Regions from separate parts of the Mus musculus genome. Here region 1 is linked to region 2. The links are chromatin loops, found by intact Hi-C in ENCODE. Cell type or tissue: gastrocnemius. All regions are shown on one strand. Links, peaks and the distances in the headings refer to the core of each region. The heading gives the core; the rest is flanking DNA.

What was found. Peaks named below come from ENCODE experiments on the same cell type or tissue, not always from the same donor. Only the 100,000 strongest peaks of a DNase experiment are listed, where the experiment ranks them.
Region 1: it touches region 2 in a loop (3-fold over the local background); 11 of 42 quality-filtered maps call a loop at or near these places.

What each region holds. Positions count from the first base shown.
Region 1 is chr6:73,149,601-73,157,600 of GRCm38, forward strand. It overlaps Dnah6 (dynein, axonemal, heavy chain 6), which reads right to left. Exons shown (of 77, transcript NM_001164669.1): 21 at 6,741-6,860; 22 at 5,655-5,835; 23 at 3,069-3,165; 24 at 1,891-2,110. Among named protein-coding and RNA genes, the nearest start is that of Gm24533, 12 kb to the left of the region's middle. In gastrocnemius, for the core only: no CTCF peak of the experiment used is centred there; a DNase peak (open chromatin) is centred at 4,279.
Region 2 is chr6:73,220,145-73,236,349 of GRCm38, forward strand. Gm40377 (a long non-coding RNA gene) reads left to right here and starts at 2,653. Exons shown (of 3, transcript XR_869180.3): 1 at 2,653-2,958; 2 at 4,009-4,086; 3 at 5,587-5,690. It overlaps Dnah6 (dynein, axonemal, heavy chain 6), which reads right to left and starts at 1,487. Exons shown (of 77, transcript NM_001164669.1): 1 at 1,415-1,487. In gastrocnemius, for the core only: a CTCF peak has its summit at 7,879 (motif pointing left); no DNase peak of the experiment used is centred there; H3K27ac peaks cover 758 bases.

The DNA.
Region 1 (8,000 bases), core at 1-8,000, 75 kb before region 2:
TTGCAAACTATCCACCTGTTGTATTTCTATAACTAAATCCGGAGCCTTGTAAACAGGGAGGCCTTTGACATCACAGCATATAACCCAGCCCTTTGGGGCTTTCTAGTCGAAGCATGCTCTTAGGGCTAGCTCCTTGAAAGGTCCCCCACAGAGCCCATGGATTTCTTTAATCATTTCCCATATCACAGTGCTGTAGTCTGAAGTGGACCCTGAGCATTGCTGTAGCTCTGCTCTCATTAGTCACATGTCTCCACAGCTGAAAGGTGCAGTCAACATCTCGGCACTTCTCTGTGGGACCGTGAAAGGCAGTCTGGTTTCTGGCTGAGCTAGGTTTGAAACCCAGGTGACCCTGCAAGGGATGGTAGGAGTTTTGCCATGCTCCTGGACACCAGGACCCTGACACGAGGCTGCAGCTCTCCATAATTCTGTGGCCATCAGTCAGTCACCTAAGGGCAATGCCCCAAACCCCTCCATAGGTGGAGGACATGACCACAGATCACATAGCCTCAAGACCGATCTCCATTTTAATGAGGACCTAAAGGTCTGAAGGGCTTAGCCAATTAAGCTCCCATTCCCAGACACTCCTCCCTGCAAAAGATATTTAACCTCAGGTCCGCCCTGAGAAAGTGGGGTACTGTTTCACTCATCACCATTCTCTGCCATGACAATAAATGCTTTAAAAGCATGGACTGTCTCTTTTCATGGAGCGGGCCTTCATTTAAAGAGCCGCAGCTAGTCTCCCACAGAAGGCCTCTCAGTGCTCCCAGCCATGGCCTCCACCAAGCCAAGCTGCCCACCGAAACAAGCCAAGGACTCTCTTTCCTGGGGGACCCAGCCGGAGTTCCTCTGTTTTCCCCTTCGGCCCCAGGTTAGATCCACCCCGCAGGTCCCCACTCTGTTCTCAGCTCTTCTGTCGTCTGCGTGCCCAAGAACCAGATGACTAGGGCCTCTGCACAGTCCACAGTCCCAGGAGATTCCTGAGAGGGCTCTGGCAGTCCCTGGGGATCCCAGACTGCGCTCTCCGACCCCTGGAGCGGGGGTCCCTCGGCTTCTCATAGCCCTACACCTGCTCTCCTGCTTGCTTGCTAAGGGAAAGTGCAGAGCCAGGAGCGGACAGACACAGGACACATTAACCCCCACACTTCTCATGCTTCTTTCTTGATTTCTAATAACTCGGATATCTGCTTGTTTGGGATTCCCCTAACCACCTTTCTCACCTGCCTTTGAATTTTCATGTTTTCTCAATGTTCTATCCTTAATTCTCTTATTTTTTCCCTTCAGCACCAGCAATGATACATGCATGCATGTGTGCATCTATGTGTCTACGTAAATATGTATGTATGTATGTGTGTATACGTGTGTGTGTCCTCTGTGCTCTTCAGTCTGCCTATACTTGATTGTCTCAGTGGGTGTTCTCCATAGGCTGGCGCTACACAGCTCTAGAGGAGATGAAGTAACAAACTCTCACGCAGAGCTCATTAAGTCATTTACATACAACTGAAGGTCCCTGTCACCCTGCTAGTGATTCCATTTTGTGGAAGCCATTAGAGGATGATGAATTTTGATCCGGGTATCCTGGCAAAGGCCTGGCACGCTTGGCCAGCCACTGTTCCTCTTTGCAAAGCTGGCTAATCCTTGATTGCTTCTTGCCAGTTCACTCCCCAAACAGACCATCCATTGCAATTATCATGGTGACTTCTAGTCGCTGGACAATTTCTCCATTAGATTTCCGGCTCCTTGAGGGTGAGAGTTTTATCTCAGCTATCCTCAAAACTGCTGGGCTAGCAGAGTCTCTGGCAAGCGCAGGGTGAGAATGAGAGACCTGTACCCCGGGTCCCAGACATGTAATCATGTTCATCTACAGGGAACTATTAATCTAAAGCACCTTACCCGTTCCCCCTCAGGTGACAGCATTGCCAAGATGTCGTTGGTGAAGACCTTTTCTGGCTCAGTATCCATGCCGGGTATTTTCCCTTCTGTAGGAGGCATGAGGGCAAACTCGAGCTTTGAAATGGAGTCGAAGCATTTCCTTAGGTGAGGCTGCACGGCTTGCGGATTGCGTGTCTGGGCCAAAATCTCCAGGAGCTCATCATTTGACAAGAAGTAAAACCTGCCAAGGTAAAGGCACTTTAACATGAAGCCTGACTTGACCGATGCCCAGCCTTGGGTAGCCGTAAGAGACGAGGTGCTGCCAGGAGGACGCCCCGGGCCTCTAATCACACTTGTTTGGGGATCAGGAGCAGGCCACGTATCCCTAAAGAAGTTCTTGTAAAGGTTTTTAATGATGTATCTCAAACACCTAGGCCCAGTAGCTACAACAGAAAGGATTTTTCCAAGAATTATCAATAACAGTGGGTCTTGTTACAATGGTTTGCCTGCTGGTCTTCCTAGGCCTTGAGCCACACTAACCATTGAAGAGTTGATGGGCAGATGGGCACACTAACCATTGAAGATAGTTGCTGGGCCCTTAAAAGTGACAGAATATGATTCTGCAAACATACCATTTCCAACCGTACCGTGGCCATACTTAGAAATAAGGCATCTTTTATGTGTTTCTGTGTCATTTTAAGCAAAATGGGTAAAGAATGAGCTTGTCTGTACCTGACCACACTCAGGGTCACGTGATGCAAGTGTGCCTTAAAAATGCAATTGTTTCAGTCCTGGGTTTGTCTGAAACTCTAGATTTCCAAATCATGCCAACACTGCAAGGTGAGTTGCCAGGCTTCACAGGGACTCATGGTGAGAGGGGTGCAGACTCCAGGACCCCCCACTAAACACAGGGAATAGAAGAGTTAAGGCTGGAGACGCTGCAGAGCTGAGGATGTGGGAAGTGATGTTCTGTGGGTCCCCTGTACTCTCCAGGAGAGACAACTTTGCTCTCCTCCACTCCGAGTGTTATCAAAGCTCAGTATTTGCCCAACAGGTCTGAAGCAAGTCTGCAGGGATGGGAGCATGGGTATCCTCCTCTCCTGTCCAGGTCTCTGCTGTCTGAGGGTGTGATCTGCATCCCCATTCGATCTGCTCCCCAACAAGACATCTCAGGTTGCTGTTGTTGTCTTTTAACTTACCTTGGGAAGATAACTCTCTTTGACTCTAAATATGCCTCCAGACATTTCTGAATTTGGTCAAGTAATGCGTTATTGTTTTGAAAAGTCTCCAGAAGTCCTATATTAAAAAAAAAAAAGTTGGCCAAATTGTATTAAAATAGAGAATATGATTTCAAATGAAAGCAAAAGATATTAGCATTTTAAAAGTCTTTGTTTTGTTTGGTAGAATAGTGAATAATAAAATGGGAGTACTGTTAGAGAAGCTTAGTTTTTTTAAAAAAATTCTTCTTTTCATGTATGTGGTATGTATACATGTTTGCAGGAGCACATGTATATGTGTGTGGGTGTGTGTCTGCAGTTATGCACGTGTCTGTGTAGTCAAGGCCTGGCACTGATATGAAGACTCTTCCTTGATGGTTCCTTTACCCTTTTTTTGAGGCAGGGTCTCTCAGCCAAACCCAGAGTTCCCATCTTGACTCACTTAGCTCACTCTGGGTATTCCCTGTCTCTGCCTTCAGGTTTTATAATGCATCCAGGGATGGATGGCGTGTGAGCCACAACCATCACCCTGTATCTGAGCAGGTTCTGGGGGCCTGAACTCCAGCCTTCTTACTTGTGTGGCCATTACTTTAACTGCTAAACCATCTCCCAGCCCAAGAATTATTACACTTAGTTGATTGTAATCTTCTAATATTTACCTCGCTAGAACAGTGCTTTTAATTTAAAATAATTTTGGCAGGCATCCTCTGCTTTTAGGGGGCCGTGAGCCAGCGTCTAGAACATCCCTATTCTTTGCCACTCTCCTTTTATAAAATGTTAACTAATTTACTTATTTATCTTTAAATTTTCTGAGCATTGGTGTTTTGCCTGCATGTGTGTCTGTGTGAAGGTGTCAGATCTTGGAGTTATAGACAGTTGTGAGCTGCCATGTGGGTGCTAGGATTTGAACCCCATTCTTCTGGAAGAACAGTTAGTGCTTTTAACACTAACCCATTTCTCCAGCCCCTCCTTGTCAGCTTCTTATTGGCATGTTTTCTGTCATGGTTAAGTGCTAGGTGTGGTGATGGCTATTATTCTTCATTATTAAACTGGAACTCCTTAGGCAGTGGCCTTCATGACTCTTCATCTTTGTACCTTTGATACTGATCACATTGCCTGCTTTCCTACCTGCCCAAGACTCAAATCCCAGATCAGTGTCTTCTGAGACCCTATATAGTCAACAGCGCCATCTAGTGGCCAGCCACCTACTTACACACACTGGTCTTAGCCTTGTGTCCTAAGCAAGACTCAATCTCCAAGCACTCCACTCCAGCCCAGATGGGACTCCATCTGGCAACTTTCTAAGCATGTGTGTATCTTAGGGACCTCACATCATTCTTTATTCTTCCCTCTGCCATCAACAATTCTCCTTCTGAGCCACAGAAACTTTTACTCACTCTTTCCTGAAAGTTTCTGCTCAAAAGCCATTTTAATATATGTATGCATACAGACATGAATGCACATATACACACATACACACATACATACACACGCACATTCATGCACAGATATATGCATACACACATTTACACATGCACACATACATACACACACACACACACACACACACACACACGTGGGCACTACATGCATGCTTTTATGCATGCAAACACATACACACACACATACTAGCCCATAGACACTCCCTTATTCTACTTTAATATTTTCCATGGCTTTATCATCAGCTGGAATCAGATTTATTACAGGTGTATACTAATTTATTTGAAGTCTTTAAGGCCAGATGTATTTTGGAATCATATTCTTTTTTATTTCAAAAGACTATTTCCATTTATCAACTGATAAATTCTGTAAGAATCTCTGGGCAATGAACATAGCTCACAAAGTTGCCTTTTTGAGGCAGGGACGGTGTCTGAGACTATGGCCCATCAGAGTCACACGCTGCCATTAGCCATAGGACAAGCCAGCTGTCCAAGGCTTTGGTATAGAGTGTAAACCTCAGTGAGTATACACTGTTAAAACATTCCAACCCCGATGCTGTGGGAGGACATGACATCTCCAGTGGTGCAGCCACCAGCAAGACAGCCGCTATCCTGTAAACAACACTGAACTCGTCGGTTCACACACACAAAGACATGGGAGTGGGAGGGGACTGGAGGGGGATCAGCAGAAGTGGGATGAAGACCAGAGAGGGCAGTGGGGCTGAATATGAATATGATAAAATACATGACATGCATGCATGAAAGTGCCATAGTGTAACTCGTCATTATGTATAATTACTATATGCTAGGAAAAAATCTTTAAAACAATTTCGATCTGTTACTTGAATTGCAACAAGTGGAAATTATATATATATAATAGTGTAGTCCTGGCTATCCTGGAACTTGCTCTGTAGATCAGGCTGGTCATACAAAGATCTGTCTGCCTCTGTCTCCTGTGTGCTGGGATCAAGGGTGTGTCTGTCCACCACTGCCAGGTGCATAAGTGGTAATATTTTTAATTCGTTCTAGTGAACAAGCCGAAACTGGCCAGTGAGATCTTTAGAGGTGATGCACATGTCGGACAAGCAGGGAGCCTCCCTGTTCTACTTGTTTGCCTTGGGGTTTCTACCTGGCTGAGTCGCAGCCCGGAGCGCGTTAGGCAGCCGGTTGACCTTCCTCATGATTTCCTTCCATGACTTATCCACCTGAAGGAACATCTTGGCTTCTGCAGGCAGCTGCCTCTGAATGTCTGGGGCATTAAAGATGCTTTCTAGGTAGAGCCAGTTTCTCTGACAGTTCAGCCACTCTTCCTGGAGAAAAACATGGGACTGTCAACCTGGAGCTTCCAACTGGATAATCACTGGTTAGACTGGAGATTGTGGCTTTGGGAATTACTACATCTTTTCCTTGGGAGAGGCCCCATAAGTTCTTCGAAACAAAATTTCTTAAAAGAGCCCAAGATTCTGTCCAGCCTGACTCCATCCACCCTCTCTTTCCACTGAAGATGATTACGAGTCAGCTGTGTGGAAAGCCAGAGGGGTCCCATGACTCATGATTAAATGTGTAGAGGAAGCATTCTGTTGGGAGGCAAGATGATCTCCTGCAGAAGTTTGAAAGGCAGGTGGGCTACAGGTTCATGATGACTCCTAAACACATACAAGCCCAGCCTAGGACCACCCAGGGAGAGAGTCTTAGTGAGGAGTTATCCAGATTGCCATATCTTAGGAATAGCACAGCTATGGGATTCCCTGAGCAGAGGAACCCAGTACAAGCCAGGATCACTTCCTAACCCACACAACTATGGGACTCCAGATGTATTGTACCTAACTAATAATTATGTTGCTAACAAATGTATAACTCTAATTTTGTGATATTTTTTCGCCTATCAAAATAATTTACCAATGATGATAAAAGTGACAGTATGATGTAAACAGCCAAATACATGTGTGCTTTCTTCTCATTCTGAACATAATGTCAACAATTAAATCCTATACTTCTGAATTATATATTAAAACAACAATATGTGTGTGTGTGCATTCACACACATACATATATGCACACATATAATGGTGTTGTGGAGCAAACCCAGAACTTTGTACATGTTGGTCAATCCTTCTACCTCTGAGCTGCGTCCCTCGCCCCACAGAATCAGTATTTCCGAAGGCTTTGTGGCTCTCCAAATCAGAGTCCAGGAGCTGAAACTGCCCCTACTTACCAGTGTTTGATTAAATAAGGAAAGCTGTTTCTGCCAGTCATCCACTCGAGACTTCAGGGGACCCACATACCGGGATGAGGCAATGGTTGCAATGTTGATGGTGCTATCATCAAGTAGGACCTTCAGGGAGAAGAGGCCAGGACACAGGCAGACGCATGAGTCCTTGAGCTCAAGGTATTTGCAATTCCAAGGGCCCGTTTAAGGATAACTCATCTGAACAAGTACTATAGGCCCACCTACAGCTTCCTACACAGACAACTGCAAAGCTTGTTCTTTCACTGTGCTTACAACCCTGTGTATTCTCTCAAAGGTCACTAGGGGACACTTAACTAAGAGACTGTGTGTGTGTGTGTGTGTGTGTGTGCGCGCACGTGAGTGCATGCATGCCTGTGCCCTTGTATGCATAGGAATTCGCATGCTCATAAATGCACATGCATGTGGAGCCCAGAGGTCAACCTAGGATGATGTTCCTCACTTCCGTTTTGAGACAGCATCCCCCAGTGGGACCCAGGACTCTGCTTAGACTGGATGGTCAGTGAGCCCCAGAGATGCACACGTCTCTGACTCTTTAGTGCTAGGATTGTGAGCACGCATCACCTCCCTGCTCCATCCCAGCTTTCTAAAGTGTGAGTGGCGGGACTTGAAGTCAGGTCTTAAAGCTGGTATAGCAAATGTTTACTGACGAAGCCATCTCTGAGCCCCGGATTCTGCAGTCATTAATGGCATATGTTTGATTAGTTTAATGTTCTTCTCTTGCCCTCAACATTAGGCGACTGGCACCCCCTTTATACAATGTAGTTACTCTGGTGGGCTTTCATCTGTCAAAAGACGAAGCTGAATCCTCTGGAGGAAGCGTTCACAGCACCTTCCTCCCGACTGCTCCCCACACACAACAGCATCCCTCATAAAACATGCCAATCTAAAAAAATGTGTTGGTCTGAAACATTGAGTCGTTCATTGCAGCCCCGCCAACCGGCCCTTAACTTGCCTTGTTCACCAGCATTCATAGAATGATGTCTGATTTGCCCTCTACCAACAATTCCATCTATATTTCTGTCTTGTGGCCATTCTTATACTATGGCTTTGTCTTTTAAGTTGGGCTGTGGGACCCCTTCCCTTTGCCTTTAGATTTTAAGTGACTTAATGCTCAAAGTATACGGGTTAGATTTTATCCACCTGAACAGACAACATCGAGTTTAACTTCTCAGCCTGCTGTGCACTCGAACTGCTCGCTCCTGTTATCTTGCTGTGTTTGAAGTT
Region 2 (16,205 bases), core at 3,991-11,990:
TGTTAGACGAGTGTCTTGGTGTTTCTATGGCTGTGATAAAACACTGACCACATGCAACTTGGGGAGGAAAGGGTTTGCCTCATGTTACAGCTTGTAGTCCATCTTGAAGGGAAGTCAGGGCAGGGACCGAAGGCAGAAATTGAAGCAAAGGCCATTGAGGAACACTGCTTCGTGGCTTGCTCTTCATGGCTTGCTCAGCTTGCTTTCTTATACAACCCATGATCACCTACTCAAAGGTGGCACAGCCTGTGGTAGACTGCACCTTCCCACGTCAATCATCAACCAAGAAAATGTTGGACGGACAAGTGTTTAGGCCAATTTCACAAAGGTGTTTTCTCAGTTGGGAGTCCTTCCCAAATAACTCTAGCTTGTGTCAAGTACACACACACACACACACACACACACACACACACACACACATACACAGCAAACAGACACCAAGCATAAGGACCTGAGTTCGGATCCCTAGCACCCATGTAAAAAGCAAGGCATGGAAGTGTTGCATGTAACCAAAGCACAGGGGAGTAGAGGCACACAGGTGAATCCTAGCCAGCCATGGATTGGTGGCTTTTTTTCTTTTCAACCCCCTTTCCCTACTTTGGGTCCATGGTTTGGGATGGGAAGGCCTTCCAGGCCACAAGTGGCTTTGGTTGAGCTGCTTGGGGGAGTGTTTCTGTGGGGGCATTTATGGTGGTGGCTGTAGGCTGGGGCAGGAAGGAGGGGCTGGCAGCTGCTCAGGGACTTCAAGCCAAGCTATCCAAACTTCAGATTCGGTGAGAGATCTCTGTTTTTTCAAAACAGGGTGGAGAAGCAATTGAAGAAGACAGTCCAGTATCAATCTCTAGCCTCCCATATTCATATGCAAAGGTGCACACACAGGTGTATACACACACACACACACACACACACACACACACAGAGAGAGAGAGAGAGAGAGAGAGAGAGAGAGAGAGAAAGAGAGAGAGAGAGAACAAACGAATGAACAAACAAAACATCTTGAATCAGGTGTGGACATGCCTACATTTTAATCTGGCTCAGTGCCAATAGAAATCAAAAGTCTTTTATGCAATTTTAACGTCTCAAGTAAGCCTATGAGAAACGAAAGGTCTTGACTTTAATGATGTGCTCTACTTAATATTTAAACTATCATTTCAACGCATAACGGTGCTGTGTGAGGCAGGGCTATGTCTTATCTTTCCGGGTAAATTTATACCTGGCGTCTAATGAACAGGACAGGTCTAGATTTGAACAGTCAGTATGTAGTCTTGGGCAAGCCTAGCATCTCTAGTCCTCGCTTTCCTGTCCCCCGGGATAGGAAGCTATCACTGAATCCATCTTTTCTGAGACTTTCTATCCCTGGGGAGGGGTTGCTGAGTGTCTGACTCTGCCCAAAGTTCAGTTCCAATGGACTCACCAAGCGGTTCAACAGCAGCGTTCCCGAAGGGTCTCCAGAGGCCCAGCAATACCTGGTCTGGGAACAGAAGTCTAGTCCCAGGAGAAAATGTTTCCCGTTGCTTAGCAACCACTGGGCCACCAAGGACGCTTACTGCACTAAGGAGGAGCCGGTCAGTCGCTGCCAGCCAGTCTCGAGGAGCTGCTCTCGCTCTCCTGGAGCGCGCCAAGTAATTGAGCCAATCGGTGTTCCCAGAGTATTTGACGTCATTAGTTGTCAGGGAGCAGGCCCCACCCGGAGGATTCCTGCTTTAGAATGGAAATCTCAGGCAGCTTGGGCAAGCAGGCATAGGAGGTCCCGTCTTTTTATGTGTTCCTTCGTTTCTGGACGATCCATGATCTGCAATCCAACCTTCTGTAGGTATCTGTTGTTTCTCAAGAGGCTTGAGTATGACTTGACGTTCGCCCACATCTTAAAATGCTGAGGTGAAAGATTCAAGAGCCTCAGGCGAAGGTTGGGCGAACTATGGAAGCCCTTTCACCTACCTTGGGGAACTGCTTCCCGGGTTGGCAGAGGCTGCTTTTCAACCTACAAAATGTCGTGATCACTGCTGGAACTACGTTCTTTTTCTCCTCCGCTTTCTAACCGTGCCTTGGATAGCCACCCGCTAACAGAAGCCGAGAAAACAGAGTGCGCCTTTGAGCCCGCCTATCGTCAAGTAGATTATACAGAGCTGGAGTATAGATTACAGACCACTCAATCTACCCCACCTCTCCTCACACGCGCCCTGAGTATTGGGCTGACATTTTGTCTCTTGTCATGTGAAGTTTTCAGGGAACACATTACAGTTTTCACAAAACATTTTATTTTGTGCGCGCATGAGTGCTTGTGTGTGTGTGTGTGTGTGTGTGTGTGTGTGTGTGTGTGTGTGTAGGTTCTACAGTGTGTATGTGGAAGCCAGAGGAGAATTTAGTTCGGATCCGTTCTTCCATTATGTGGCTGCCGGGGATGAAAGTCAGGTCATTGCGCCTGGCAGCAGGTGCCTTTGACTGCTGACCGATCTCACTGGCCCTGGGGAGTGTTTAAACACTATATATATATATATATATATATATATATACATATATATATATATATATACATACATACATACATACATACATACACATACATACATACATATATATATATATATATATATATATATATATATATTTGGCAACTTGGCTTTTTAGAAGCTCATAAATTTAACATGACACATTTTATGAGTGCACACTAATTTAGCAGCAAAGGTCTTATTTAATGACGAAGGTCGGATGTTAGGAGAAAGATAAACAGGAAAGACCCATCAGGCATGCTAAGTAAGGCATCCAAGCAGCAGGATGGATAGCATTGAAAGGGCAGCCCTGGATCCTTGGGAAGCCGCACAGCCTCAGGCTCTCAGCCTCTCTCCCCACTTTTTGACTTCCTGCGCATGTCCTTATATGGGGTGCTGTCCCTTCCCAGGCCTTCAGTTCTCCACTTTAGGCTGCACGCTGTGTGCTGGAGAGGGCTTCTTCGGGCAGGTAGGATTTTGTACTCAAACTTCCACAAGACCACCATCAGAGGTGGGGGAGGGCGAAGCGCAGGGGGAGAAGGAGGGAGGGAGGGAGGGAGGGAGGGAGGGAGGGAGAGAGAGAGAGAGAGAGAGAGAGAGAGAGAGAGAGAGAGAAGCCCAAGCCTCAGTAGGCTGAGGTGTCACATTCCACTCTCAGCACTCACAGGAATTTCAACTTTGCCCCATTTGGCAGCGTCCCCGGACATCATTGGCCTCCAGGCTCTTGGCTTGGATTTTCTGGGACTCCCTGGCCTACTGTTTATTCCCAGTTTGTTCAAAGCAGCTTGCCACCATGTGTAATGTGCTGGCATTTTTTTTTTAAAGGAGGGTAGGGATAGCTTAATTTGTTGTTGAGTTTCTATTTCTAGAATTTTAAAATACTGGTTTTCCTTCACTTTAAATGATATTTATTTCTTGTCTTTGCAGGTAATATGCTAATGCAGAAGTTAGGGGCAGTGTTGATTATATTCCATTAGCCTGAGATACTTGTGACCCTGTCTCAAACTAAATCAATAAGATAAAATATACTTTCAAATTAAATCAACAAGATAAAATATACTCTAAGACTTGGAACCCTGGTGGTGATGGCGCATGCCTTTAAATCCAGAACTTGGGAGGCAGAGGCAGAGGCCAACCTGGTCTTTAGAGCAAGTTTTAGGACAGCCAGGGCTACACAGAGAAATCCTGCCTCAACAAAACAAAACAAAACAAAACAAAACAAAACAAAACAAAATAAAACAAAACAAATAGTAGCAAATAAAACAAAAAAACAAACAAAAAGACGTAGAATGTAGGAAATAATGTAAAATACTTCACTAATTTTTGTATCGACTACATGAACTAACAATATTTTAAGTGAATTGGGTTAAATAAAAATATAATTAAAATAAAAAACATGTGTTAACACCAATGGATTTTCTTTCTTTTAAAGATACTTAGTGAACATTTTGTTTATTTATTCGTCTGCTTGTTTGTTATTTCCTGCGGCTGTGTGTGTTGCCATGGCACACGTGTGGAGGTCAATGGACAGCATCGGAGAGCTGGTTTTCTCCTTTCTCTGTGGGTCCTGGCGTCAAACTTCAGGTTTCCAGGCTCGGTAGGTAACAAACACCTTTACTCTCTGAGATGAGTTGCCAGCCACACTGATGATCCTAAAAATTGTGTTGTCCATTCATGTTATTTGAGTGCGAGGAAAGGCAGGATATATTGATATTATTTTGAAGAAAATTAAGTATTCTTTTTAATTTTTTATTTTCTTTTACGTGAATGAGAGTTTTGCTTTCATGCATGTCTGTGCCCCTCATGCCTGCCTGGTGCCCTTGAAGAGCAGAAGAGGATGTCAGATCCTCTGGAATTGGAGTTACAGATGGTGATGAGCTGCCTTGTGGATGCTGGGAATCGAACCTGGATCCCCTGGAAGAGCAACCAGTGCTCTTAACTATAGAGCCATCTCTCTAGCACCTGTATTCATATGAAGAGACACCACGACCAAGACAACTCCTATAAAGGCAAACATTTAATTGGGACTGGCTTACAGTTTCAGAGGTTTAGTCCATTATCAATTATGCATGGTAGCATGCAGGCAGATATGGTGCTGGAGAAGGAGCTGAGAGTTAGTTCTGCATCTTGATCCGAAGGCTGCCAGGAGAAGACTGTCTTTCAGGCAGCTAGACACTTCCCCAGTGTCTTCACTGGCTGCAATATCTTTCTCTTCAAATCCTATTTCGTTGGCTCCTAAGAAACCTGGCAAGTACATCTGGCTGTGTCTTCTTGACCATGGTAGAGGCAGAAGAAGAAACATCTATGCGCTGATGACCCGGGAGCATGGCGTATGGCAGCTGGGGTCCTGACAGGAGCTGCTGTGATCTGTAAACATTTTCCATGCTTCCTTTCAGCTTTTAAAACTGTACACAATAAATATGCAATAAACACCTGTCTTAGTTAGGGTTTTACTGCTGTGAACAGGCACCATGACCAAGGCAAGTCTTATAAAAAAACAACATTTAATTGGGGCTGGCTAACAGGTTCAGAGGTTCAGTCCATTATCATCAAGGTGGGAGCATGGCAGTATCCAGGCAGGCATGGCACAGGAGGAGCTGAGAGTTCTATGTCTTCATCCAAAGGCTGCTAGTGGAAGACTGACTTCCAGGCAACTAGGGTGAGGATCTTATACCCACACCCACAGTGACACACCCATTCCAACCAGGTCACACCTATTCCAACAAGGCCACACCTTCAGATGGTGCCACTCCCTGGTCCAAGGATATACAAACCATCACAACACCAGACCTTATTTCTCAGAGCTAGGGACAGCCTAAGTACCCCTTGATCAACATTTCCTCATTTCTCCCTACTCCCAAACTGGCTTTCTTATTGAGTAGTTAATTGCGATTTTGAAAAACACCCAGAATGTCCGAGTTAGTTTTAACTGTCAACTTGGCAGAGCCACCTGACGCAGTCATCTTAGAAGGCAGTCTCAATTGAGTAACTACCCAGATCAAACTAGACTGTGGGCATGCCTGTGGAAAGAATGTTTTGATTGTTAATTGGTATACAAGGGCCAAGGCCACTGTGGGTGACACCATTCCCTTTGCAGGTTGTCCCAGGCTATGTAAGCTAAACATGAGCCTGAGCAAGCCAGCAGGCAGTGCTCCTCCATGGTTTCTGCTTCAATTTCCTGCTTGGGTTCCTGCCCTGACTTCCCTCAATGATGAACTATGACCAGGAAGTGTAAGCCAAATAAATGCGTTTTTCCCTAAAGCGGCTTTTGGTCTGCATGGGCTTTTTTGGTTGTTTTGGGTCCTTTTTTTTTTTTTTCCAGCCACAGAGTGTGACTAGAAAACAGATTCTAGCCAAAGACAGCTAGATTGTAAAGAGGCTCGGGGAGTAGAAGTAACCTGTGAGAGAAGCAGTGTTCTGTACTGTGTGGACCACTGTTGATCACTGCACCTGCCCAGCTATTGTTTGCTATTAACACTAAAAGATGCCAGCCAGGCACGGTGGCACAGACATTTAGCCCCAGCACTCAGGAGACAGCCTGGTCTATAAGGTGAGTTCCTGGACATCCAGAGTTACACAGGCAGATAAATAAGCAAATACATAAATAAATGACATAGAATATGCCACCACAGCATCAGAGATGCAGCCCACGTTCCCCTTCTTTGGTAGCCATAATCTCTCATTCTGCCTGTGGGTTTTTTTCTCTCGGGTTACTTGACCTGTGAAATGGAACAGTCTATCGTCCCAGTTGTCAGAGAGACACGTAGTCTTTCCCCAAGGATTTCATTACTTACCGCAACAGAAATTACAAGTAGACACCATTACTAAAAGCACTTTTTAAAAAAGAAAAAGGCTAGGAGGCTCCGGTGGTATCTCAGCTGGTAATGTGCTTACCTTGCAAGCATGAACAAGACTTGAGTTTGCTGCCTAGAATCCACACGTGGGACCCTGGTAACGCTCGTGTTGGGGAAGCAGAGGCAGGCAGATTCTTGGGGCTCTCTAGTCAGCCACCCCAGCTTAATCAGTGAGCCTCAGGCCAACTAGAGACCTCCAAGGTGAACAGGGCCTAAGGAACACCACCCGTGGCATGCACATGCACTCACACTCACACTCACACTCACACACACAGTCACACACACACTCACACACATAACAGTCACACACAGTCACACACACATACACACACTCACACACACAATCACACACACTCAAACACACACACTCATACATACACTCACATACACATACATTCACACACATACACATTCACACACACAATCATACACACAACTCACACACACACTCACACACATAACACAGTCACACACAGTCACACACACATACTCACGCATTCACACACACTCATACACACACACTCATACATACACTCACACACACTCACATACACATACACACACACATTCACTCACATTCACACACATACTCATACATTCACACACACTCATACACACATACATACACTCACACACTCACATACACACACATACATTCACACACACACACATTCACACACACACTCATACACACTCATACACACACACACACACACGCACAGATATGACTTCATTTTTATAAGCGCTGACTTCATATAAACTCAGAAAGTATATGGTAGAAAGCCATAAATGTTCATGACATACATCTGTGTGATAGCCTTTGGCTTTTTATATTTTAAAATAAAGACTTTATGCTATTCTAAATATCAGAAAAGTGAGTGGGTGTAAAACTGACACAAGAAGGTACAAACTTTGGCAGAAATCAGGGTGGAACAGATCAGGGACAGGGTAATTTAACCTTCAATGAAAAGAAATGGTATCTGGCCCAAGAGATGGTCCAGTGGCTAAGCAGGCTTGCTGCCACAGCTGACAGCGGAAGTTCGACTCCCCAAACCCACACAGTGGAAGGGAAGAGCTGATTTCTGCAAGTTGTCATCTGACCTCCGCCACCACATACACAAAATAAATATTTAAAACCCCTTAAAAAAAACCGAGTCTGTTCTATGACAGTGAGAGGAAGATGGAGGGTGAAGTGAGCAAATCGGAAGATTTAGGTAGGGCCAGGTTCTATTTTCTTTATGAAGCAGGAGATATGAAGAAGGATAGATGGATAATGGTAAGGGAGAATTTAAATTTCAGGTCCTGTAGACCTTTGGAAATTGTGTTTACGGTTGTGTATACATATTGTTTTCTATAAATGTGATCACTTCTTAAAGGACTCTGTGATCGATTTTTCCTCAGACCTGGGAAGGTGGTCTCTATCTCTTAGCTTTGTGTGTGTGTGTGTGTGTGTGGGGGGGGGGGGGGGGGCGTCGGCTTTGCAAGGTTTCCTGATGCATAGTTTGTTCCTTTGGCGCCATCTTGTGGTCAAATGAATATACTACAAAATAAGTTAGGAATTGTGGCTCTAGTAGTTTCTTAGACTTGTAAAAAACTTGAGAGATTAGTTTCTCAGAAGTTATGAAAGTCAATAATTATTACTATATTTTCTTGTAGTTGAGACATTGTTTATATATATATACATATATACATATATACATATATACATATATACATATATACATATATACATATATACATATATACATATATACATATATACATATATACATATATACATATATACATATATACATATATACATATATACATATATACATATATACATATATACATATACACACACACACACACACACACACACATATATATATATATATATATATATATATATATGATAAACCATGGTCAGTCTTGGGTAGTTCTATTCTGGGAATTAAAAGTTTTTGGAAGGGAAACATCCCCTTTTCTTCAGAGGATTCCAGTGTGCAATCAAGTCCCAGAGCCTCTGGCTTAAGTCCTTAATCTTCACAGTGTGGTTTGCGGGCTAGTAGCATTGTGTCATCTGGAACTTGTTAGATACACAGGCTCTAACTTCCTGCCTCCAACTCCCGAGTCAGCCAGCACCACATTTCGAAAGCAGCAATTCCTGCATGTTAAGTTTTAAGGGCTGTCCTGGACAAAGGGTCTCTAGAGTACTCAAGTTAGGAGTGGTGCCCAGCAAGTAGGCGTTTCCTCCCCTCCCTTCTTTCCTCTCTCCCTCCCTTCCTTTCTCTCTTTCTTTCTTGTTGTTGCAAATATTTAATCTCAATCAGGGGTTTCTACCCAGCCTTTGATCATTCAGTTCTCAGATAAAAGATACACAACCTTTATATGCACTAGAGCTGGGTAGGTATCTACCCTCTGAGCTATTAGAATCTATTTCCCCATCAGTAACCCCGAGTTATAACTTGCTGTGTTCCAACTGGGCAGCTCTTAACTCCAGTTGGCCATTCCTTGGGGCCATGTTTTCATGACACACCCACCCCATAGCATCTTCTCCTCTCTCCGTATCCCCACCCTGCTCCCAGGGCTCCTGCCTCAGACTCCCAGCCAGGGAACCAAAACCCCACCTACCTCTCTTCTGCCCAGCTATAGGGTGTCAGCATCTTTATTCAACCAATAGTTTTAAGTTAAGTTAGTTAGTGGATTCACTAATCCCTGGAGGCAACCAGGCGTTGAGGGCCAGTATTTAGCATTACAACACATAGCAAAAGACAAAACCTCAACTGCCTTCCTTCCTTCTTTCCTTCCTTCCTCTCTTTTTCTTATAACACAGTGTTTGTCTGTGTAGCTTCTTGGCTATCCTGGAACTCTGTAACCAGGCTGGCTTTGAACTCAAGAGATCCGCTTGCTTCTGCCTTCTAAATGCTGAGATTAAAGGCTGCACCACCATGCCTGACTGGGTTTCTCCTGCAGAACGTATGTTACTCTATGACCCTGTGAGAAGACTTTTACTGTAAGAAATCCCGTCTGTGGCAGAGCCATCAGCTCTCTTCTGCAGTATCCTCACGATCTCCTTTAACACATTTGAGGACAATAGCATTCTTCCCTCATTTCTTCTCTGAGCCTTTACCCTCCTAAACACCCTGTGTCTTAGGTCTACGTACAACACTTTTGCAGAACTTTTTTCTGGTAATTCCACAATAAAAATGACTGTCAGAACTGAGGGTGACCAATCTTCTGACTGATAGAAAGTAACAAGGAGCCACAAGAAACTCTAGAAAGAAAAATGATTCTCTTCTATGTTTGTTATGTCATAACATATCTGTAAACTCAAAGTCCCTGTTCCTGCCCCTGCTACTGTCGCTTACTCTTTTCTGATTGGCCACATCATGCTGAAAGAACCTAGTGGGGAAACCCCCACTCAATTGTCGTTCGGCACGCACCCAAGAATCACGAACAGACAACCACGAACAGACGACCATCTTGATGTAAAAGCATGAGGTAGTTTAATGACGGAGCTCCGGGCCGACACATATCTCTCGCAGGAGACAGAGGTGTCGACCACATGGTGGAGCCATAATGGCGGAGCTCTGGTTCGAAACTTATCTCACACAGGAGACAGTGGTTTCGACCCCGAGGCTTGGAAGCTAGGGACTTTTATAGAAAAGGGGTGGGGCTGGGGGAGGAATTGGTGCGGTTTCACATGATTGGTCCATTTAAACATCAACAGACTGTCAGAAGGGCGGGAGATAGGGAGGTACCAGGCCAGTCAGGACAGGTAATGATGGGCCTGCCCGGGCATGTCCCGGCCTGTTCTGCTATTTTTTTTAGCCCCAGGTTTTAAAGCTCACAAACAACTCTTTGGGCTATTTGACATATTTCCTTTCAATGCCTCCTGACATCCTTGCATGTTATGATCATTCCTTAAAACTAAGCAAGTTTCCCTGTTAGCCAGTCCCAGGCGAGTCCTTCTCTCCATATGTTAGCCTAACATCTCACTCCATCACCTGTCTTTGGGCTGCTGCGCCTGCCAACAGTACCCCACTCTGGCTTCCTTTGGGTCATTTGAACTACATGTGTAGCTACCCCGTCTTTGGGTGGCCATTTCATTTAAAGCAGTGGTTCTCAACCTGTGGGTCATGACTCCTTTGGGGGGAAGGGGGTTACATGTGAGATATTTAAATTATGATTCATGATAGTAGCAGAATTACAGCTAGGAAGTAGCACTTAAATAATTTTATGGCTGGGGGTGGGGGTCACCTCAACATGAGGAGCTGTATTAAAGGGTCACAGCATTAGAAATGTTGAGGACCACTGGTGTAGGGTCTTTCAGAGACATCCAGTGCCATCGTTTTCACCGGCCCCTTTACTTTAGGAATTGAAATCACCTAAAGTTGGCCAAAATTTCTTGCCTACAGGATGTACAGTGCCTCTGAGAGAATTTTGCAATATTTGTTGATTTTGAAAGCTGGGGATGGATCTGGAGAGAGGTCTAAGCTGCGAGGAGCACTTAGAGGACAGGGGTTCAAGTCCCAGCGCCCACAGAGCAGTCCAAAACCACCTGCAACTCCAATGCCAGGGGACTCTGACTCCTTTTCTGGCCTACAAGGGCAACAGATGTTCATTGGCTTTTAAAACCATTTGATCAAAGGCACAAGGATATTTTTTTATAAGGAACTTGTTCTTAGCTTTTTAAAGAGGGTGTGTTCAAATAAAATATAATATAGATTGATATAACCGATAAGGTAACGAGGTAAAGCTATCTGTTTTGAATGAATAGTGTGTTAAATACAATTAATGAAACATGGGTCACAGATATACATTACCTCATTTTGTTCAAAAGAATGGTATACTGTCCAGGCAAACGTATAAAACACAGGCTATATAGTGTCTAGTCTGTTCAAACAGTGTAATATAGAATCTGTATATATACAATATCTTGTCCATATATGTAGCACACAGCACAGGTCAGCTAACTGTATACTCTGGGTTGAATTCAGATTGCTACCTGGTTTTATAAATAAAGTTTTATTGGGTCAGTGTGCCACTTTGTTTACATACCTGTTCACAGCTGGTTTGGTCTTCAACAGCAGAGGGCAGAGGGCCCTGCTGGGTGTTTGTTGAATGGCTTCTGATCATTAAGCTCCCTCAGAACCATGGAGACCAGCAAGCACTCCATAGATTTGTTTTCTTGTGGGCTGGTTAGTGTCAGGGTACAGACCCTGGGAAGCCCTAGCAAGCTAGACTTGACCATCCATCTTGGATAGGTCACTTAAATAAACAAGCAATGCAAAACACTAGAAAGGTGAGATTTACTCAATGTGGCTGCACTGGAGAGAAGAGAGAGAGAAGTCCAGGACTCCCCAAGTCCATACTCAGGGTTTCAACAAGAGGCTTGGCTTCCAGTGGGAAGCCAGAGGTGTGTATGGCTAAGCCTTCCTGGCCAAGGTGCGATTCCACCGGCACTGTCTGGGCTCCGGGCTCTCCTGCACGGCAGTCTTAAGTCTGAACCCAATGAAAACTCTTTCTGGGAGACAGGCTCCCTCTCTGGCTGCCTTCAGCCTTCTCCCTCTTCCAGCATTAGATTCCATGAGAAATGCCAATTTCCTGGGGGCCACTTGTCTACTCTGGTAGGCAAAGAAGATCAAAAGCAAGCGTCTCTTTGGAATATTCTCATCCCCGCTAAGGTGGTTACGTACAGAACAGCTTCCTTTCAGTACACGCCTCTCCAGTCCGCTCAGTGTTTTATTTGTCAACTGTGTTTACAGTGAAAGAAAACCCCTCCCTCCTTGCCGTGGGAAAGGTCAACAGCCACGTAGACCTAGGAGGTCGCCAAGTTTTGTGGACAATAAAGGGGCAAGCTAGTTAGCCATTAACCAGCAAACAACATAATTTTGCTCCATTTTGACCTTGGTGCCTCTCTTTGCAGAAGGCGTTTGCCCTGCCATTTCTGCCCTGGGAGGTAAGGCAGATGTCCCCTTCCTCTCTCTAACCGGATCTAACCGGATCCAGGCAGCAGCAGTTGGAATTGGGGCAGTTGGATCCCAGCCACTTGAGGTAGAACAACGCGGCAGGCAACTTAGCAGCCAGTGGATCTGGGATGGGTGGGGCTGGTGACAAATTTACCTCGGCACCTTGCTATTTACTGGTGGCCTCTAAAGGCACTGATGCCCTTATTATTTTATACTTATCGGCACAGAGTTGTGAAAGTATTAAGATATTTTGGGAAAGCTTGAGGAACAGAGTTGTATGAGAACTAATGGGAAAGAAGAGGTCATTTGAGGTCATGAGAGGTGATAACTGACAGCTATTAGGGCGAAGAACTTCATACTTTCTCACCCAAAGCTAGTACTGATAGGTAAAAGTCACAGATTTAACTTCAAACAAACAAACGAAACAAAAGTTTGATTTGAAACAGAGTCTCAGACTGGCTTTGAATCTGCGACCTTCCTGCCTCAGCCCAAGGGTTGGTTATCCGAACAAAAGGCTATCCATGGTGCCTAATTAGCACACTAAAGCTAACGCTGGCTGTCCAGGCTCAAGCAGTACCTGTGGGTTCTCAGCTCTCCTGACCCCGCCCCCTACCCTAAACCTCTCCGCCCAGGGGCTTCATTCCGAAGCTTCTCTTTCCTATATAACTTCCATTTAGGCTGTGCATTCTCTCGGTTCTCTGCTCTTGGCTCCTTCCTCTCTTGGTCCTCTCTCTCAGTCTCCTTTGCCCTCTCTCTTCTCTCGCTCTGCCGTCTCTCCCTTCTTGTCTCTCCTTTCATGGCCAGTTCAGTCTATATTTTCCTTCCCTGCTCTGGACTCTTCCAGATGCCTCTGCCTGTACTCTCTCTCTTATCTACAATAAAGACCTTCTCTTCAGCTATACCTTAGTGATTGCTTTGTTATCTCCACTTAGCAGACAACGTAAGGCAAGCCGTTGAGAAAGGATGTACTGGGGCTGGATAGATGGTTCAGCGGTTAACAGAAGACCCTAGTCTGTTTCTTAGCACCCACTTTGGGAGACTCATAATCTGCCTTTAACTACAGTTTCAGAGATCCACTGCCCCCTAATGGCTTACACGGGCATTGCATTTATGAGCACACATACACATGTAATTAAAAATTAAACATTAAATCTTTCCTTAAAAAATAGAAAAATCCCATATACAGTCACCAAACCCAGACACTATTATGGATGCCAAGAAGTGCATGTTGAAATGAGCCTGATGTGGCTGTCTCCTGAGAGGCCCTGCCAGAGCCTTACAAATACAAAGACGGATGCTCACAGAAAACCACTGGACTGAGCTCGGGGTCCCTAGTAGAGGTTCTAGAGAAAGATCCAAAGGAGTTAAAGGGGATTGCAACCTCATAGGAAGAACAACAATATCAACAATATCAACCAACCAGTCCCCAAGAGCTCCCAGGGACTAAGCCATCAACAAAGGAATACACATGGCTCCAGCTGCATACCCTGCAGAGGATGGCCTTGCCATGTCCCAATGGGAGGAGAGGTCCTTGGTCCTATGAAGGCTCGATAGATGCCCCAGTGTAGGGGAATTGAGGGCAGGGAGGTAGGAGTGGGTGGGTGGGTGGGTGGGTGGGTGGGTAGAGGAATACCCTCATAGAAGCAGAGAGAGGGAGGATGGGATAGGGGGTTTCCGGGAGGGGGGAAACCGGGAAAGGGATAACATTTGAAATGCAAATAAAGAAAATATCCAATAAAAAAATCCCAGCACTGAGAAGATTAAGGGGACACAAAATCCCACCCCTAACCAAGAAGCTACTTGCAGCTGATGCCTTCTGACAAGGGAAAAGTCAGTCACTCAAATGGAGTGGTAACTACACTCTAGGGCAAATTCCATGCCCAAGAGAAATTGGTCTGCACAAAATAAACTCCATATTTTTGGGGGAAAAAATAGAAAAAGAAAGACAATGTATTGCAAGAGAGGAAATGGGCAGAGGAAAGAGAGTGAGTTCACTCGCCCAAATAGCTCCACGGAATGAAGAATTAGATTACGCTTTATGTAACATATTTTGTGCTTCGGAGCTCATTTGCATAGTGTGGGCTTTTCTGAGCATGAGCTGTCTTGTCTACATATAACTTCATTAATCACTTGTCTCATCAGCCACTTAAATCTCCACATAGGTTTGTGTTTCTTAATGTCCCGGGGAGGCATAGGTCACCTTCAGCTGCTCTACAGTGCCTCTGCCAATGGTTTCAGCCAGTTTTAATCAGTCTTGGCTGTGTGTGCTCTGGCCTTTTTCTTTGCCAACTTTTTTTTTTTTTTTTTTATGCTCATTTTGTGAGGCATTCTGGACCTCACTCCCCACCTCATGCTCACTGGGTGACAGGTATTCTGCAATCAGGCCAACTTTAACCTCTTTTTAAAAACTTCAGCCGCTCAAACATTTTGTCCTTCAATGACTGATGTGTGTGTGTGTGTGTGTGTGTGTGTGTGTGTGTGTGTGTGTAAGAAACAAACAGAGAAGTGGGGAAGGGCTTCTTCCTATATAACCCTTAAACTCATAATCTTCCTGCCTCAGTTTCCCAAGTTCTGGAATTACAGACATGCAGCGCCACACCTGACCTGTGAGTGAAGATTTAAAGAAGATGGTATGGCAAACACTTCCAAGTTTTTGTTTCCATCTCATAGAAATATAAATCCAGAGGTCAGGGTCCGTGGAGAAAGCCAGGAATATGTTTTGCACAGCCTGAATTATAATATCCCATAGATGGCAAGAAAGGAGTTGTCTAGTGTAGAAAGTCCCACAGAGGATGCCTATCTAGTGGGATGAACAGATGTTAGTCTAAGACCAGCTCTGGGCATGAAGGGAAACAGCTGAGTTGACCAAGCCAACTCAGTCAGTCAAACGGGTTCTGCAGGGCAGGAGTGAGCATTAAAAAGAAAAAAGACAATTAGACAACATGGTAGCATGAAAGTTTAATTTTTTTTCCCAGTCTGCTTTTACATCATTGTGGGTAAATACAAAGAATATGGTCAGTCCTTAAGGCATAAACAAAGTAGTTGAGGAGCAAACAAAGCATAAATAAATTAATCAAAGAACAAAAATAAAATAGTCAAGGGACAAGTAGGGTGAAAATCAAGGCAATGATTTCACTATGTTAAACATAGTGGTCACTATGTTTAGGGGTTTACCAGGATGGTGAGTACAACACATTCCTCAGCTGTATTTGCCTTGAGCCTACTTCATTGTTGCAGTCAGATATCAAATTCCTGCCAAATTCCTAGAAGCAGCCCCAAAAGCTCTCCACACTGAGTTGAACACTGGACTGGGCCCACTTAACAGGCACCATGCTTGGCATTATGGAAAGCTTCACTATTGCACAGAAAAGGAAAGAAAGAGAAAGAAAACTCACGCTGGGAAGGTGCGAAAGGAGACTTCCCTTCCATGGAGGCAGTGCTGGGTGCTGCTTTGCATCCAGATGGCACCCTGCAGCTTACTGAGGGCACTTCGTAGCACAGCCTAGCTCAGTCTTGTTCTACCTTTTCTTGGTACCATCCACTGCCAGATACTTACCCTACCTCCAGCCACATGATGCAAACCCCAGAGCCCAGAAGACCAAGCAAATCCCTTCTTCACTATCCTGATCAAGTTCTCCTTCATTCCAAAGGAGTCCACCCCAGGTGGATCTTTTTTTTTTTTTTTTTTTTTTTTTTTTTCCCACCAGAGGAGTGTTCGAAAAGACGGGAGAAGGGCAGCTGAGACTTCACTCCGACTGGAAATAATGAAATCTCCCTGCAAAGGTGTCAGTAATGCCAGCCTTTCCTCTCACTAGTCGGTTGCAAGGTGTCTTTTCCCCACCCCCATCCTGTAGCAGAGGTGTTGAGGTGTCAGAGGAAGCCAAGTGGAATCCTGGTGCGGTGCT